2 separate regions of the Mus musculus genome follow, and region 2 is linked to region 1. Evidence: chromatin loops called from intact Hi-C (ENCODE). Cell type or tissue: heart. All regions are shown on one strand. Each heading gives the region's core, and the rest is flanking DNA. Links, peaks and the distances in the headings are about the cores only. Region 1 has its middle 8.6 kb from the start of Gm40153. Region 2 has its middle 51 kb from the start of Gm6135.

What was found. Peaks named below come from ENCODE experiments on the same cell type or tissue, not always from the same donor. Only the 100,000 strongest peaks of a DNase experiment are listed, where the experiment ranks them.
Region 2: it touches region 1 in a loop (3-fold over the local background); 2 of 42 quality-filtered maps call a loop at or near these places.

Annotation. Positions count from the first base shown.
Region 1 is chr3:133,667,217-133,676,888 of GRCm38, reverse strand. No RefSeq gene overlaps it. Among named protein-coding and RNA genes, the nearest start is that of Gm40153, 8.6 kb to the right of the region's middle. In heart, for the core only: a CTCF peak has its summit at 4,037; a DNase peak (open chromatin) is centred at 3,608.
Region 2 is chr3:133,735,421-133,745,092 of GRCm38, reverse strand. No RefSeq gene overlaps it. Among named protein-coding and RNA genes, the nearest start is that of Gm6135, 51 kb to the left of the region's middle. In heart, for the core only: no CTCF peak of the experiment used is centred there; a DNase peak (open chromatin) is centred at 5,992.

The sequences.
Region 1 (9,672 bases), core at 618-8,617:
GATTTTACGAATTTACTCTCAAATATTTGTTGTTCACTTCGCTTTAACCAACTACTTTAACAAGCAATCCCCATACCTTTTTGCTTGTATACTTGAAGATTGATTTCCCAGAGTACCATCAGATATTCTTGATTAGCACTTTCTGCCCAAGTGATCATGTGATGCTCCTGTGAGTGGCTCTGTGACCTTTGAGGATCTCTTTTGAGTTCATCTCTAGATGCCCTACACTCAGCCTCACAGTGGGCTGAAAGACCCTGTGGAAGATAGAATGCCTGATACTTAGCCACCTCCTCTCAGGATAAAGACACATCACTCCCTGAACAATACGCAGGCAGGAACTAGTTATAGGGGAAGCAGGGAAAGTAGCCAGGTAGCGGCATCTCAGAAGCAATGATGTATACTGTGTGGGGAGGTGGCTGTCCTGCTGAGTTAGCCATCTCCTCCATGAGTATCAGTCACTGGAGGTAGATTTTTAAAATAAAAATAACCTCTTTGTGCCAGGTGTGGCCATGAGTGCTCTATGCCCAGCACACTGGAAGTGGACATAGAAGAATCAGGAGTTCCTGGGCTCTGAGCTATAGGAACCTGGCTCAGAAAATTTTAGCTAGCAAGGGCTAAAGAAAGAGTTCTGCAGTGAAGAGCGCTCACTGCTTTTGCAGAGGCCTCAGGTTCAGTTCCCTTAACGCATAAGCAGCTCACAAAGTCTGTAACTACGGCTTAAATGTTTCTAAGTTAAAATGGTAATAATAGGAATTTCATTTTTTTATTACGTATTTTCCTCAATTACATTTCCAATGCATCCCAAAAGCCCCCCATACCCTCCCCCCACTTCCCTACCCACCCATTCCCAATTTTTTGGCCCTGGTGTTCCCCTGTACTGGAGCATATAAAGTTTGTGTGTCCAATGGGCCTTTCTTTCCAGTGATGGCCGACTAGGCCATCTTTTGATACATATGCAGCTAGAGTCAAGAGTTCCGGGGTACTGGTTAGTTCATAATGTTGTTCCACCTATAAGGTTGCAGATCCCTTTAGCTCCTTGGGTACTTTCTCTAGCTCCTCCATTGGGAGCTCTGTGATCCATCCAATAGCTGACTGTGAGCATCCACTTCTGTGTTTGCTAGGCCCCGGCATAGTCTCACATGAGACAGCTATATCTGGGTCCTTTCAGCAAAATCTTGCTAGTGTATGCAATGGTGTCAGCATTTGGAAGCTGATTATGGGGTGGATCCCTGGATATGGCAGTCTCTAGATGGTCCATCCTTTCGTCACAGCTCCAAACTTTGTCTCTGTAACTCTTTCCATGGGTGTTTTGTTCCCAACTCTAAGAAGGGGCACAGCGTCCACACTTTGGTCTTCATTTTTCTTGAGTTTCATGCGTTTAGCAAATTGTATCTTCTATCTTGGGTATCCTAAGTTTTGGGCTAATATCCACTTATCAGTGAGTACATATTGAGTGAATTCCTTTGTGATTGTGTTACCTCACTCAGGATGATGCCCTCCAGGTCCATCCATTTGCCTAGGAATTTTATAAATTCATTCTTTTTAATAGCTGAGTAGTACTCCATTGTGTAAATGTACCACATTTTCTGTATCCATTCCTCTGTTGAGGAGCATCTGGGTTCTTTCCAACTTCTGGCTATTATAAATAAGGCTGCTATGAACATAGTGGAGCATGTGTCCTTCTTACCAGTTGGGACATCTTCTGGATATATGCCCAGGAGAGGTATTGCTGGATCCTCCAGTAGTACTATGTCCAATTTTCTGAGGAACCGCAAGACTGATTTCCAGAGTGGTTGTACAAGCTTGCAATCCCATCAACAATGGAGGAGTGTTCCTCTTTCTCCACATCCTCGCCAGCATCTGCTATCACCTGAATTTTTGATCTTAGCCATTCTGACTGGTGTGGTGGAATCTCAGGGTTGTTTTGATTTGCATTTCCCTGATGATTAAGGATGCTGAACATTTTTTCAGGTGCTTCTCAGCCATTCAGTATTCCTCAGGTGAGAATCTTTTGTTTAGCTCTGAGCACCATTTTTAATGGGGTTATTTGATTTTCTGGAGTCCACCTTCTTGAGTTCTTTGGATCTGGAGGGCATCATCCTGAGTGAGGTAACCCAATCACAAAAGAACTCACATGATATGTACTCACTGATAAGTAGACATTAGCCCAGAAACTTAGAATACCCAAGATATAAGATACAATCTGCAAAACACATGAAACTCAAGAAGAACGAAGACCAAAGTGTGGACACCTTGCTCCTTCTTAGAATTGGGAACAAAGCACCCATGGAAGGAGTTACAGAGACAAAGATTGGAGCTGAAATGAAAGGATGGACCATCTAGAGACTGCCATACCCGCGGATCCACCCCATAATCAGCCTCCAAATGCTGACACCATTGCATACACTAGTAAGAGTTTGCTGAAAGGACCCTGATATAGCTGTCTCTTGTGAGACTACGCCGGATCACAGGGCCCCCAATGGAGGAGCTAGAGAAAGTACCCAAGGAGCTAAATGGGTCTGCAACCCTACAAGTGGAACAACAATATGAACTAACCAGTACACCCCCGGAGCTCTTGTCTCTAGCTGCATATGTATCAGAAGATGACCTAGTCGGCCATCAGTGGAAAGAGAGGCCCATTGGTCTTGTAAACTTTATATGCCTCAGTACAGGGGAAGGCCAGGGCCAAGAAGGGGGGGGGGTGCAGTGGGCGGGAGGGTTTGGGGGACTTTTGGGGTAGCATTGAAAATGTAAATGAAGAAAATACCTAATTAAAAAGAAAAAAAAGAAAAAGAAGAATGGAAATGAATACTTTAGGGAGAAAAAAAACAAGTTAAAAATTCAATTATATGATAACACAAAATACATAAAATTATACAAATTTATAAATAAAAAATGGTAATAATAACAATGATGCCATAGATGAAAAGCAAAAGAGAGGAGGGAGGGAGGGAAGGACAGAGGGGAGACTGGTTCTTTTCTCTTCATGGACGCTGCAGACTAATTACTTCTTACTTCAGTAAAGAGCTTCCTTCTAACCTGGTATGTTGGCATATGCCTTTAATTCCAGCACTCAGGAGCCAGAGATAGCTGTGTTTTAATCTAGTCCATATAGGAAGTTCCAGGCTAGCCAAAAGTACATAGTAAGACCCTGGGGGGAGGCAATACATATACATATGTATATGTATGTGTATGTGTATGTGTATGTGTATGTGTATGTGTATGTGTATGTGTATGTGTATGTGTATGTGTGTGTGTGTGTGTGTGTGTGTGTGTGTGTGTGTGTGTTTAAAACTCCCCCACTCCCCATCCAAAAAAAATAAAAAACAAACAAACAAACACTTCTCAGCTAATGATCTTAGGATGGATTGCAGCTTATCTATCAACTGTTATTATGCTCACAGTTATCTACACTAAAGAACTCCATTTCCCAGAAACCTGTTTCCATATCATTCAAAAATAGATTGTGCCAATGAGACATTCATAACATTTGGAAGAGAAGTCACTTTTCTCGGAGCAGCTGTTGGCAGGCGAATGAGATCATCGTTGGCCGCACTGCCTGGCTGCCGACACATCTCCCAGGAATCACCTGCTATAAGCGGGCTCTGAGATCATCAGCAAAAGTTTCCAGTGGCCACAGACACCGGCCTGAGAACAACTCTCTGCAGTGCTCCTACAGCCAGGTTCATAAGCAGTGGCTACCCTGCCGCCCTCCCTTTTCAGATCTGCTGAAAGGGAAGCTTCCAGCCCTCATCTACAGCTCTCCTATGGCGAGGGGCCAACATCTTTCTATCCAGAATATTGGAGAGATTTTTGCTCTAGACAAAATCTGAACATGCCACAATAAAAATGTTCAGTCAGTGCATTAATCCAGGGATTTAAATCGTTCATGTTTGATACTTGCTGGGCCCTGTGTTACACATGAGAGAATTCAGTGGCAAGCCAACAAGCAGCTGTCTCCACTGTGTGTCTTCATTAGCTCAGTGAAGAACAGATTATAGAATATAATGGGACCAATGAGTATACACTCTAGTGGCTCCTTTGAGGTATGACAGGACTTCTTTTCAAATGGTGTAAAATAAAAGTTGGAATGGGTACATTCTTACTATCACCACCACCAGTTCACACAAGAAAGAAATTCAAGACAAATTAAATACTACATTACAACCAACAGAAGTTTGGCAGAAACCCTGGAAGTATGACTAAGTATTTTTAATGCGTCTGAATTGTATGATACTACAATGGCATGAAGCGTGTAATAAGACAAATACTTCATCTTCATCCATGGATCATCTGCAAACTTAAAAACAGTCTTCATACATATATTTAAATCTGATATATACTTAAATTTTATTTAATTTTATATTTCAATCCTATAAATATATTTATAAGCATTTAAACCCTTAGAATTCAGTATAGAGGAGACAATATGAATGCCTCCTCTGGGTAATTCTAACCAGGAAAAGACAATGTGGAATTCATAGCCCATCAATTCAATGTGGCAGCCCATCGCTAACACATTTATCCATTTTATGTTATAAACTACTTAGTGTTAGAAACTATCGAACATTTGGGAAAATTAGTTATTTTGGTAGGAACTTGAAAAAATTGTGGATGAACAACTATCTGGCTTTAGTCAAGTGACAGTAAAACAACAAAGTTCATATAAATCTTCTTGGCTCTTTATATCTCTTCAAACCTGTGTCCCCAAATTCTCAGTATAATCAAAGGGACCTCTTGTCATCTCTGTCAGGTACTTGGCTGCCCGACGTCTGGTGACATTGCTGAGTACCAGAAGTAAGCTTTGTTCTTCACAACCAAGACTCTACCAGACATTTGACTATTAAGACATTTTGCTGCATAGTTTGTGTGCATTGCATCCTGCAGAGCATAAGAGAGGAAGATGTATGTGGTCTCTGTCCTGGGGGGTATTAACGTGGGGGTAGGAGCTCAGAGAAGCTGTAGTCCCAGGAGACAGAAGCACACACAATGAAATACAGGAATAACTACACCAAACACAGTTGGTGTGTGTTTCCCACAAGACACACCAGCAAGCAAGATCTAAAGAATGCCTTTGAAATGCTTTGTTCTAGAACCAAAGCTAGTGAGTGAAATAATCAAGAAACAGAAACAAGCTTGGGAAAGCCAGAGACGTCCACGGCTCTTCAGTCACAGGGACTGCAGAAGATTCAGGGTAGCATACAATAATGAGTGATAACACGGATGATAAAGTGATAAAATGAAACAGAATATTTTACAGATTTTATAGGCCCAATATGCTAGGGTAGGAGGTTTGAACTTTGTGCAGAATTTGAAGTCCTTGAGTATTCTAAGCAATGAACCAAGATTAACATTTGGAGCATTTTTACTTGATGCTGTGTGGAGAGTGGAGGAAGGGAGGGCATAGATAAAAAAGGAAGAAGTCCCATGGCAACTATTGTCATTGAAGCAAGGAACTCTGGTCCTTAAATCTGGGACAATAAACTTTTCTCTGGATTTTTTTTTTAATTATTGTACTTCATTTAGAAATGTGTTTATTTAAAAATATTGAATAGAATTGACTTTTTGATTTATAATCACAAAATATCCTATATGTTAAAAGTCTTATTCCCAATTAGTTGACCTTTTAAGCCAGTCAACATTTCCGTGTGCATGGGGCACAGGCACATGAGCACCCACTCTTAGCTGAAGACCTACTGACACATCAACAGAGGGAGAACCAGCTTTCCTTAGGACTGTGATCTCTGGTGGGTTAACCATGCTCCAAGAGATGGTCTATGTCCATTCAGCCCACGTGAATTCACATACTGGGAGCATCAATATTTAAACTCAGTTGGTAATGAGAAAACAACAAAAGAAGAGGATGTGAAGTTGGGAGGGGAATATGGAAAGGATCCAGGAAGAGTTGGAGGTTATAATTGAAATACATTCAATGTGTATATGAAATTCTCGAAGAATTTGTCCAAATTTTATTTTAAAAATTGTTAAAGTTAACTTTTAAAATACAGTAGCAAATATACTTGAAAGTAGTTGGTGGCCTGAAGCTGATTGCCTGAGCTGTGAATCTTCCCCAACCATTCTATGCTCTCCTAATGAGGCATGTATTCCTGCTAAGGCTAACAATTCCCAAAGAATTCTATTTTAATGATTTCCAGTTTTCTGGTATTATGTCCTCCCTGTTTGCTAGCATTGTCCTGTTAAACTGTCTATCTCCCCAAGCCCTTGCCATGTTGCTCTCTTCTCTCTCTCTCTCTCTCTCTCTCTTTCTCTCTCTCTGATGAAGCAGCAACCAGGACAACTGGGAACAGAAAGGGCTCTAAGATGCATAGACATAGATCTTAGAAGCTTGGTCAGCCCAACCTTACAGTTATTTGAGGTATATCTTCATGGAAAAGTCCTCAACCTATATCTGATGACTCTTTTAACCAAGGCAAACTCATCTTTTAAATATGGAAGCAATTAATGTATCAAAAGATGGCCTAGTCGGCCATCACTGGAGAGGCCCATTGGACACGCAAACTTTATATGCCCCAGTACAGGGGAATACCAGGGGCAAAAAATGGGAATGGGTGGGTAGGGAAGTGGGGGGGGAGGGTATGGGGGACTTTTGGGATAGCATTCTAAATGTAATTAAGGAAAACATATAATAATAAAAAATATTTTAAGAAAAGATAAGGAGAGAAGAATATGTTTGGTGGATGTGCAGTCAGGTGTGGGGGAAGGGGAAAAAAGTTTATAAGCATACTGACTCAATCATATGGTAATTATTATGGGGTCAACCCTCTGGTAGAATTTAAAAGGATTAAAAAAATGTCATGCACTGATCCATCACCCATGGTCTAGTAAATATCCCACACCTACCACATAGCAGCGACACCAATTAAACTGAGTGGATTTTTCTTTTTTAAAGATGTGAAGGTAGGGGAAAGGCATATTGGGAAGAAGAAGATTTCTGTGGGTATGGAAGGGGGATGAAACAGGAAAATGGATTCACTATCATCAAAATACACTATATACATATATTAAATTGTCATATAAGTAAAACTATTTTTAAAACTATCATGGGCAGTGGTGGTGCACACTTTTAATCCCAGCACTCGGGAGGCAGAGGCAGGCGGATTTCTGAGTTCAAAGCCAGCCTGGTCTACAAAGTGAGTTCCAGGAGAGCCAGGGCTATACAGAGAAACCCTGTCTCAAAAAAACAAACAAACAAAAAACAAAAACAAAAATAAAACTAGGATGAAATCAATCTTCTCTTCCAAAAAGATAAGCCACTCTAGATGTGGTGGCTCATATTTTTAGTCTCAGTTACTCTAGCTTCTGCACTGGGACAATCCTTTGACCCCAGGATATTGAGTGTGGTAGTTTGAATAAAAATGGCCTCATAGGGTCATAGGGGATGACACTATTAGGAGGTGTGGCCTTGTTGAAGTTCTTGTGGCCTTGTTGAAGGAAGTGTGTCATTGGGGATGGGCTTTGAGATTTCAAATGTTCAAGCCAGGCTCACTCTTCTTGCTGCCTACAGATCCAGATGTAGAATTCTCAGCTCCTTCTCCAGCATCACATCTGCCTGCCTGTGTGCCACCATGCTTCCTGCCATGATGATAATGGACTAAACCTCTAAACTGTAACCCAGGACCGACTAAATGCTTTTCTTCATAAGAGCTGCTATAGTCATAGTGTCTTGTCACAGCAATAAAGCCCCAACTAAGACAATAGTGGGCAGTATTGCAAAACCCTATTTGAAATACAAGGAAAGAATAAATCAGTACAGTTGAGAAGCCAAAAAATACAAACACAAAAATTAAGTTAATAAAAAAAAGATAATTACCTCCAGATGATGTTGACTTCATTTGACTACTTAGCCTATACCAAAGCCTGGGGCAAATGCTTGGAATAGCCAGTATTTTTAAGAATTTATGATGCTGAAATGAATATGTTATTATTTAACTATTGAGGAGAAAATGTAAGTGTCATGAAAGTTGGGTGACATACCCAAGGTCACACATACGGTAAGTAGAAAGTCAATTCAAACGCATTTTCTCTACCTTGGTAGGTTCATTGTTTCATAACTATGCTTCCTCATACTTGGTGTGATGGTTTGTATATGCCTGGCCCAGGAAGCCACATTATTAGAAGATGTGGCCCTGTTGTAGTAGGTGTGGCCTTGGAGTAGGTGTGTCACTGTGGGTGTGGGATATAAAACCCTCATCCTGACTGCCTGGAAGCCAGTATTCTGCTAGCAGCCTTCAGATGAAGATGTAGAACTCTCAGCTCCTCCTACACCATGCCTGCCTGGACGCTGCCATGCTCCCACCTTGAGGATAGTGGACTGAACCTCTGAACCTGTAAGCCAGCCCCAATGAAATGTTGTCCTTATAAGAGTTGCCTTGGTCATGGTGTCTGTTCACAGCAGTAAAACCCTAAGACACTTGAGAATCCCTTTATATCCTGTTTTAAAGTCCATCATGTTCACTTAAGAACAAAATGTTGGGGAATGAACAAAGTAAAGAATAGCACATTACTTTCAACTTCCATGGCAAGTCCAATTAATGAACGGCAGCTAAAAGAATGCTGTCCTGGGAAAAGTAATATTAGATGGCTGGACATGTGAAAGTGATCTAAGGCTGCATTGTGCTTCTGCAAGGAAGAACTCCACCTTTGTGGTATCTGCCCTGAAGTCCAAAAGGGCAGCTAGGGTACCTGCTCCATATGAGTACCAGGGGGATTCATGACACTTGATGACCTGCCTGCTCACAGAGGTTAGATGTCTGGAGCACCTATCTGCCTTGAACTGCCATCTTGTAATTTTATCCTCAGTGAGTTTGTGCTCAAAAGGCAAAACTGAAAGAAATGGTGTTGTGGAGATGATAGAACGATGGTTTTCTTTTCTATCCTATGTGTGTATTATTAATGTCTACTGCATATGCTTCTTTTTTTCCTCTTATTTAATTGTACATGATCACACATAGTTATGGAGTGTAACTATTGCTATCCAAGGGACAAGGCACCAAATCAGCTGAAAAAATAACCTGCTCATCTTGACAAGTGCACTGTTGAAGGCAAGATGAGCTCTCCAAGCATGCAACAATTAAACAGCGTGATTTAACTCATTCTATCATGACTCGAGAAAATTTCTGATTTAAATTTACCTCCATAAATAGCCCCATACTATGATTTAAAGGTCTATGCTGAGAATTCATATGTTATTAACTTCATCTCCAAAATCTTATGCTATGTAGAAATGGGGTCTTGGAGAAGTCATCTGGTCATGAGTCAGAGGTTGGACTTCATGCATGGATTAAACCATCCCTGGATTTGTTATCAAGAGATGGGATAACTAACATCAGAACAGGACTGGTACAGAGGTCAGTTTCAGCATCAAGAGATGGGATAACTAACATCAGAGCAGGACTGGTACAGAGGTTTCAGCATCTCTCATAAACTCCCTCAGGACACAGAGTTCTGTGGTATCCCACAACTCCTTAGACTCTCCACCAACAAGAAGCCCCTCCCTCAGATGCTTGAATCCTGCGTTTAGACTTCTGAAGCCCCAGAACCATGAGCTAAACACATCACTATTGTTTACAAACTTACTCAGCCTCACTGCTCTCTCTTATTACCTAACCCAAAAGCTGTAAAGCTGTCTGGAAGTTCTTGCTCTGACACCTC
Region 2 (9,672 bases), core at 1,075-9,074, 68 kb before region 1:
TTAGGATGATGCTGTAACTTGGACCCTAACTGTCCCCAGAGAGCTTATCTGTTAAGGGTTAGCCCAGAGTTGGTGGGAAACCTTAGAAATCCCATCGCTCCAGTAAGTGAGAAGGACGTCTTCAAGGCACTAGGGGCATATGCTTGAAGGGGACTGGTTTCCTTGTCCCTGTTCTCTTTCATTTTAGCTTTCTGACCATGAGATGACCACGTGGTCAGTGAGCCACTGATTGAAACTGTCAATATTGCTAACTGAAATAAGTCTGTTCTCTCCAGTATTTGTTATAGTAACAGAAAGCTAGCTGACATGGGAGAAAGAAGAGAGGGAGACTTAAGTAGGTATGGAGTTGAAGAGAAAATTTATAGCATATGTTGCTTTACATCTCTACTATTTCGTCCCTTGTAGTAAGCATTTTATGGTGTGATGTCAAGAAGCCTGTCTGCATGTGTGTGTGTGTGTGTGTGTGTGTGTGTGTGTGTGTGTGTGTGTGAGTGTGTGTGTGAGTGAGAGAGAGAGAGAGAGAGAGAGAGAGAGAGAGAGAGAGAGAGAGATGTGTCCATGTGTAAGCACACACATACATGTGTATGTGTGCAAATATGTTCTCCCATTAGTGTATGGTAGAGGCCAGAGGTTGACACCAAGATGTCTTTCCCTTCCCCCATGGTTGTCTACCCTTTGTTTGTTTATTTGTTTGTTTACTTATTAGAAAAAAGGTCTCTCACTGAACTTAGAACTCTGTTTCCAGCAGATTAACTGATCAACAAGTCCCTAGAATCTACCTCCCTCTGTCTCCTAGAATTACCGACTGCTTATGATCCTCACAGTTACATAATAAGCACTCTACCCATTAAGTTATCTCCCCCTCACCAAGGTTTATATTTTTATCAAAACTGTAGTCAATACTATATCTCAGTATTTCAGTTAAGCCAGATTTTCATATTCAGTTTGAAGAAGTGGACGAGTTTGAGTCATGACATTGGGTCAGCAAGGGTTTCAGGTCAGCTTTCAACATTTGTTCTTGATCTTGGTCAAGATTTATGCTTTTGGCTGTTTTCCTACCCATAAAATTAAAAGATGTCTCACACAATGCTCTGAATGTTACATGAATCCTACATTGAAATTGCCTTCATAAATGACAGCCAATACTCAGTTTTAAAGTCTAGTAACACTTAGTTCTAATATGACTGCTTTGTATTGTCTCCACCATTTCATAACTCTTTCAACTGTTTTCTTATTTAGTTTTATGTTCCATCCTTTTCTGTTATCTGCTTCTTTCTAGCTGTTAACTACAATTACTTTCTCATAGATTCTACCCTCCCTGATGTTTTTATCTTATATTTTTTATTTTTATGTGTATAACTGTTTTACCTCTATGTATATCTATTTAGCACATCCATGCCAAGTGCCACAAAAGCCAGGGGAGGGTGACACATCCCTAGGTCTTGCATTTAAAGACAGGTGTGAGCTGCCATGTGAGTACTGGAAACTAAACCCATGCCCTCTGGAGTAACAGTCAGTGCTCTTAACAACTAAGCCATTCTCCAGTCCACCATGGTGTTAATTAGTTGAATTATGTGATCTTCGATCTCAAAATTGTCTTGTTAATTTTTAAAAATATTTATTTATTATTATATCTAAGTACACTGTAGCTATCTTTGGACACACCAGAAAAGGGCTTCAGCTCTCATTATGGATAGTTGTGAACCACCATGTGGTTGCTGCGATTTGAATTCAGGACCTTCAGAAGAGCAGTCAGTGCTCTTAACCACTGAGTCATCTCTCCAGCCCATCTTGTTAATTTTTAATCTACTCTCCTTCCTTGCAACTGACTTCAATCATTATATCAGTACTGGTAGCTGATATATGTCTCATTTCCAAACTTTTATCTCATGCTTCTAGGCTTCATCTTACTCTGCCCTGATGGTCAACTTCACTGCATTATTCTGCCATCCAAACCTTTTCCCCACATTAATCTAAGATATAACTGGAATATCCCAGACTCCTTCTTGGTTCGTCTGGTCACACATACCATCAGCCAAACACAATCTTATGGTCTGGTATCTATTTTTTTATTTGTTCCAGAGCTTTAGTTAAAAGCCTTACGGGTATTTCTATGGAATACCTTCTATTCTGTTTAGAAAGCATATGGAAGAAAAAAAGGAAGAAGACGAAGAAAAGGAAGAACAAGAACAAGAAAAGGAGGTGGAAAAGGAGGAGAAGAAGAAGGGGAGGGAGGGAGAGGAAGAGGAGGGAAAGAAGAGATGGAGGAAGAAGAGGAAGAAGAAGAAAAAGGAGAGGAGGAGGAAAAGGAACAAGAAGAAGGTTCCAAAAACATTCACTAATCCACAATTTGGAAATCTTCATGACATCCTCTACACTAAGGAGTGGGTTAGCTATAATTTAAATCTCCCTCTGGGAATGATCTTTCAGAAGACCCCCCCCCCGCCCCCAGATTCTCCCATTAGGAGCTACTTAGTGTTTATTTATTCCCTTTGGCCACATTGAAAATAAAAATAGAGATCACATGTAAAATAAGAATAGAAAGAAGTTTGAAATTGAAGAAATTGCTTTGTAGCTATGGGGGTTAAAGCTGTTCTACTATCTTCTTTCCCATCAGATATTTACTTAACTATTTATTTTTTAAAGTAGATCATTTTAAACATATTTTAATTGAAATAGGATTGCTTCACTTCCTCCCCCCTTCTGTCAATCCCTCCAGGTCCCCTCCCTCTAACCCTTGCCATGCCTCCCTACTCTTAAGCTGATTACCTCCTTTTCCTTGAAAGTATTGTTATATATAGATGTGCAAATATGTATATATGTACACACACACACACACACACACACACACACACATATATATATATATATATATATATATATATATATATATATATACATATATTTTCAGAAATATATAAGAACAAGCTGCTGAGTCCATTTTTGTTGTCTATATATGGTTTCAGAGCTTACCAGTCTGTTCTAGACAACCAATAAGGGGCTCATCCCTTGGAGAGGCTAAATCTCTCAGCAGTCATTAGGTGCCTGTCATTCTTTGTAGTATCTTTCCCAGCAGGTATCCTGTTCGTTTCAAAAGGCAAATGACCTAGAGAAATACAAAAGGAACAGAATTCCAAGAAGTTACTGCCTCATGTAGTCAAATTTTCTTCTCCGTGTACCTATTGGATGTTGAATTAGAACTCAAAAGCCCTTTCCAGCAACCATTCAGAGATTCTGAAAGATGATGAATAATAACATTTTTTTCTCTCTAGTTCCACATAATATGTTGATGAAAGGTAGGGATAGTGTAAGGTGATCTATGTTTATGGCATTTTAAATGTCAGCAAGCCCTGTCCTAAACAGCATAAATCATAGATTTCATCTGCCATTTGAACTTCCAAGGGAAATGAATTTTGAGGCCCTTGTAATTTAAGATATAAAGACATTACTTAAAGAGCTGCAAGGTGTGGTACAGAGAGGGCCTGGGAAGAGCAAAGCCTTCACATGCTTTAAAAAGTGAAAGTAAGCGATGTGTTCAGTTCACAAAAACCTTATAACCAAGGACAAGTGAATATTGTCTAGATTAATAAGAAATATTGAGGAATTAGAAAAATGCACTAAAGGACTTGAGAAAGGAATGCTAATTTATAACCTTGAAAGAGCAGTCTACAGTAAGCTTCCAAACATTGTGCAAAGTACAATCAACCAACAATTTGATCAGAAACAAAGATTGGTGAGGTAGGCAGTCATAAAAGATACAGGCTTTGAAAAATTGTGGTTCATATTATGGGCTTCTGGATGGATATTAAATATAAGGGAAAATGTGTAACATGGCAAACAAGTTGGAAGTTGTAAATTACTGATATATGTTTGAAATTTTGCATATGTGTATGACTATCAGTGCATTTTCCAAAAGGCTGAATACACACTGATGATAAGATTGTGCGGAACTTTTTAAAATTCTTTTTATTTATGACAGTTTTGTAAATTTTCTAGCAAGAAGATGGATTGTTCTTTCATTTATCTAAATACAGATGTTAACTGAAGCACTGAAATATATAGTAATAAATCTTCATTGGAAACATACTACTCAGTATCTCAAGGCTAAGCATACTATCCTTTCAACTAATCAAAAATTCTACATAAAAATCAAATATTCTTCATGATATGAATTTGTTCATAGATGTCAAGTCAATGGCCACCTCTGTCCTATAAACCCAGAGAAGTTCGTTTTCTGGTAGTTATGATAATTATCTTTCCTAGGTTAAATCTGAAGAGCTAGTTAAAGACCAGATATGGGTAAACTTTCACTGAACAAAGCAAGATTGAGATAAATATTTATTCTATAAATCCATGTGAGCTTCTGAGAACTATAAATCCAATTTGTTTGCTAAGAATGTTTGCTTGAACATGTATTTTTAGTGCTTTTTAAAGCCAAATACAGCACAGCCACCCAACAATTGTGCAATACTTAGAGAAAGATGGTTGCACAGGACAAGGTGGTTTTGAAATCTCAAGGAATTTCTTTGAAATAGGGAGGACCTTTAAAACTCAAACAAAACAAAACAAAACAGCCCATCAACAACTATGCCTTAGCTTACTGCTATATTAATAGAATGACTTTTAATCATGCTGAAATGAGACCTTCAAAACTTAATTTACCACCACAAAAGACATCACACTATTTACCTCCTACTGATTCTTTGATATTCATTATCATATTTAATCCTAACAGGTATCTTGCAAAACAGATGTGCATATCACCTTTAGAGATAAGGCAAGGTGAACTCAACAGGTTTAAATTGTTTGAACAAAATCACGTAGAAAATCCCAGCACTCAGGAGGCAAAGGCAGGCAGATCTTTGTAAGTCCAAAGGATCAAGTTCTAGGACAATCGAGGCTACCCAGAAACTGTTTTGGAAAAACAAAAAAGACATTTAAAAAAAAGTCACATAGGAAAATAAAACCAGAATTCGAGCATGTCACTCTGACTACAGATCTTTATTCTAGTGTCGGTTCAATATAGACACCCAAGTCCTACTTTGGGGACGAGAGTCTATGATAGGCTGTGTTTGTCTTTCCATGTGTCTTGCTGTCTTAGTCACTGTTTTATTGGTATAAAAGACACCATGACCAAGGAAACTCTTATATAGGAAGGTATTTAACTGGAGGCTTGCCTTCAGTTTCAGTGGATTATAGTCCCTTATCATCATGGTAGGGAACATAAAAGCATGCAGGTAAGCACAGCTTTGGAGAAGGAGCTGAGAAGTTTACATCCTGACCTTCAGTTAGTAAGCAGGGAAAGATATCCTCAGCCTAGTGTGGGCTTTTGTAACCTCAAAGCACATCTACAGGTACACACTTCCTCCAACAAGACTACACCTCCAATCCTTCTAATCTTTTCAAGCATTTCAACTCCCTGAGGACTAAGCATTCACGTATGGGAGCCTAATAGAGCCATTGTTATTCAAACCACCACACTTACCTTTGGAGCACCTTAGAAAATATATTGTCACCTATATAATGCTGTCTTCTGAAGTTATTCAAAGCTATAATTCTAAAAGAAGGCTTTAGTTATTTAAGAAAACACCCCAGTATAGGGATTCACATATTTCCAACAGTTATGAATATGTAAATAACACCATACTCATTCCTAACTTACTACAGAAACTCAGTCACCATGTGGTAAATTTCAAAGGACAACTCTAAGTCTCCATATATAATTTTAATTCTTTACCCCAGTATTTCTAATTATTCTCATGATATCCATTCTAATCAATAAAAGTTGTTTGTATCCTGCTAATGCACTCAAAACTAAATATTCCCTTGTAAGCTGTATGTATCCATGGCAACTGTCCTCAGTTACTGTTGAAGGATCTCTGTGTTGCTGTGAAGTGATGAGTGGTAGAGAGCTGATGTCCCTGCCTGATGTGACCTGAAAGCACCTCCTCAGTGCCTCCCACACTTAGCAGTCTCTGGGTTGTGTCCTTGCTCTTTGGATTCACTCCCACAGTCACTTCAATTATCAAACTGCTTATCACATGGGACAGCTCAGACAGGTTCTGAGTAAGTGTCGTGGATTCCAGTTCTCGTGGAATCTGAATCAACCTTCCCTTGATGCACAGACCTACACACCAACAAGCTTTCTACCTAGCCAGACACTGATATATTCTTCATCACGCATGAGAATTTTGTTGACATCTTACTTGGTCTAAATTGCCCTAAGTCAATCCTTGGGTATTGTTTTTATAACCATTAAAATAAGTAAAACGCCCTATCTGTGTTTTTTATGAATAGAATCGGTTGTGTAGACTGAGTGGCTCCTGAATTTTCTTCAAAGTTTTCAAAGCTGAAAGTTCAAGACTAAGATGACAACATAGCTTGATTTTATAAGAGCCTTTTCAAAGTTTTTTTTTTAATATCAAAATTTCATTTTTATTAATCATTCCATTTGTTTACATTTCAAATGTATCAAAATTTCTCTTTTCAAAGTTTTATAGCTTGCCATGTTCTCACATGGCAACAAACAAAGAGAAATACAGACCTCCTGTTACAAGACATTATTCCCGTTCTAGAATGTCCCATCCTGAAGGCTTAATTCCTTTTTTCAAGGTCCTATCATCAAGTATAAGTAGAGTTATAACATACCATATAGAGTTATAACATACCAATTATAGGTAGACACAAACATTCGGTATATGCCATTTGTAAGTGTGTGTGTGTGTGTGTGTGTGTGTGTGTGTGTGTGTGTGTAAATGTCATAGAAAAGCAAACTCAAAGGAAATAGTTGCATTCCAGAGGCAGTCAAAGCCAAAGCATGAAGCCATGAAGGTCTAATGTGGCAAATTCCAAAGGGAACCATTTGTCTAGACTCCACTGTGCCTGATACCCACTGGTGTTCCCTTCCTTATCCAGTAACTCTTGTGGTTGTTATCCTCTAAGAATGTGGATGACAGAGTGATTTTTATCTGCTTAAAGACTGGAATGTCTCACTGATTTTATCTAAGGTTTGCTTTCTACTCCCTTGTGAAGTAAAAATAAGAGTTTTATGCATAAAGAATGAATCACCCGAGATCTTCAGGTATACTTTGAGGATAGCAAGAAACAACTGGTTATAATAGCTAAGCTGCCATTTTAGTGTCAAAAAAATAGTCATAATTATTGGCCATGCTACTCAGAAAACATCGCAACTCCTCTGAAGACATTTAGAGGCAGGGGATTTTTTTAATCAAACTGATACTGTATAATGAACAGTTTAAAGATAAGCTGTAAACTTTGAACTCCAAGGAGTGGCAGTGTAGATTGAAAGTAATAGCCCAATTCCTCATGGGTTCATGCCATGAGAGATGGTGGCCTCAAAAGCATGGGTAAGGAAGAAAGTAACAGCAACCATGGATGTGTTTGAGACTCAAGCTCTTCCCACCCAGGTCTGAGTGTCTAGTGCATTCCTGGGAGAGGAATTCAGAGAAATAAGTGGCATATGACTGGTCACTGTCATTCCTTCCTTATGTCTTTCTGTATTTTATAAGCTATCCTTAAAGAGTATGTATTATTTTTAAATTTAATTTAATATTATTTGTTAATAATAAAGTATGGTCATTATAATAACATAAACTTATTGTCTATGAATCTGTTTTTGTCACAAACTACTGGCTTAAATATACTAACACTTTCAGGATAAAAAAAAGTACCATATAGAAATTGTTCTCAGTACATTTGAAGAAATGAAAAAGTATCACTCACTGTATGCAGAGAAAGATAAATAGAAACTCCCCAGAACGAATACTGCCAAGGAGCCACCAGCCCAATATGTCGACATCGCCTCATCTGCTACACACAAAACTGAGACAAGGAAGTATATTCATTAAATGTCTTTCTATTCATTAAATCATTACTCCTATTTGAATTATTTCTAAAGACTTCTTCCCAAAGCATCTACACTAATAACAACTATCACCTTTCTCCTCTTACCTTGGTTCACAATTAAAGATCCGTCTCACCAAAAATTTTTCTAAGTATTAAATTTAAAAGAAAAAAAACCCAACTTTTATATTTTATCATTTTGTCTAAATTGCTTACACAAAAGTCTGAGTAAGTGCTGTATAAGTTTAAAATTTTTCTACTTTTGTACCATATAACATTCACATATTATATATGTATATGATGTTTATGTATACACATACACACACACACACACACACACACATACACACACACACTTTGGGGTTTTATTTCTGAAAGAACCTGTATTACATGAACTCCCATAGGTAAATTTCTTTGGTTTCTTATATTTACCTGTCTCTGGCTACAGGTCCCCAGCCATGGGAACCAAGATATAAAATAAAGTGCATCTTTTCTGTTCATCTGTAATGCAGGTGTACTGTACACCAAGCTATAGAAACCCCACTCTCTTGTATCTCATTTGTGAACCTGACCAGATCTAACAAAGAACATAGACACCAATGTCTGCAGAAGGATAAGATTAGAACATGAAATTTGAAAGCCATGTGCTAACAATAGTTCAACTGCTGGATTTTGTACTGCATGAAGCACTTCAGCTTTAGGCATTCACTAACCTTCCCAGAAAGACAGACAACCAGAGCCTGTATCAGCCCTGCTTTGCTCTTTGCTGAACTCTAATTTTATTTATTTTTCCATTCACTTTACATCCTGACCCTGGCACCTCCCCCTCTCCTCCCAGTTCCACACTCCCACTCTTGTCCCCTATTTCCCAATTAACTTGGGCTCATGGGGCTCACAGAGACTGAACCACCAACCAAAGAGCATTCAGGAGCTGTATACTCCCTGCACATATGTAGTAGACGTGCAGCTTGGTCTTCATGTGGATCTCCTAACAACTGGAGGGGAAGGTCTGTCTCTGACTCAGACTCTCTTGCCAGCCTTTGCACCCTTTTGCTGATGTCTTATACTCCTTTATTCACTTGAGATATGTTTTAGCCCACTAACAGCTAAATGTATAATCTTACATGGGATTGGCCAGCACAAAAATACAGCCATGCTGAAGCTGTATATGGACTGTTTCGAGTAATACAGCCAATTTTATCTTAATTGATGATAATTAATTATTTATAGTCATCTCTTTTATACAGAATAACAAAATTGTGCATGGCAACAAAATCTGTGACTTACTCAGGAGAAGGAAAATATAATTCTATTATCAAAGAAAGACACTCGTTTTGAACAGCCTCTGGCACAAATTCCTGCTACCTCCAAGTTGGGTGAATGACTGGTTGATGTATGATAGGAGGAAGTGATCTCTCATAGACATGTAACTATCAAGGATGAGTCATCCAGACATCAGTGATAAGTAATGACAACAAAGACTTTTGTGGAGATGGCTAGCCACTCATGTATAACTATGGCCCTAGCTTGTCTTTCTTAGGGGCAATGTTCTTAGTTACTGCCTAGTAGGGAATTAAATAATAGGTACCTGGGTCCAGGCCATCCTACACATAAATAATATTCATTGGTCATCAACCACATAAGTCCAAAGGAGATCTTTCACTCTGGATCTGGACTCTTCTACATTTACCAAGACTCCATTGTTATATCAGATGCAAGAAGGGATGCAAATGGCTACCTCTGCATAGATACTGGCCTACATACATGTAAAGTCTAGGGGGAATAACAAGGCCTCAGTCCTACCACTAT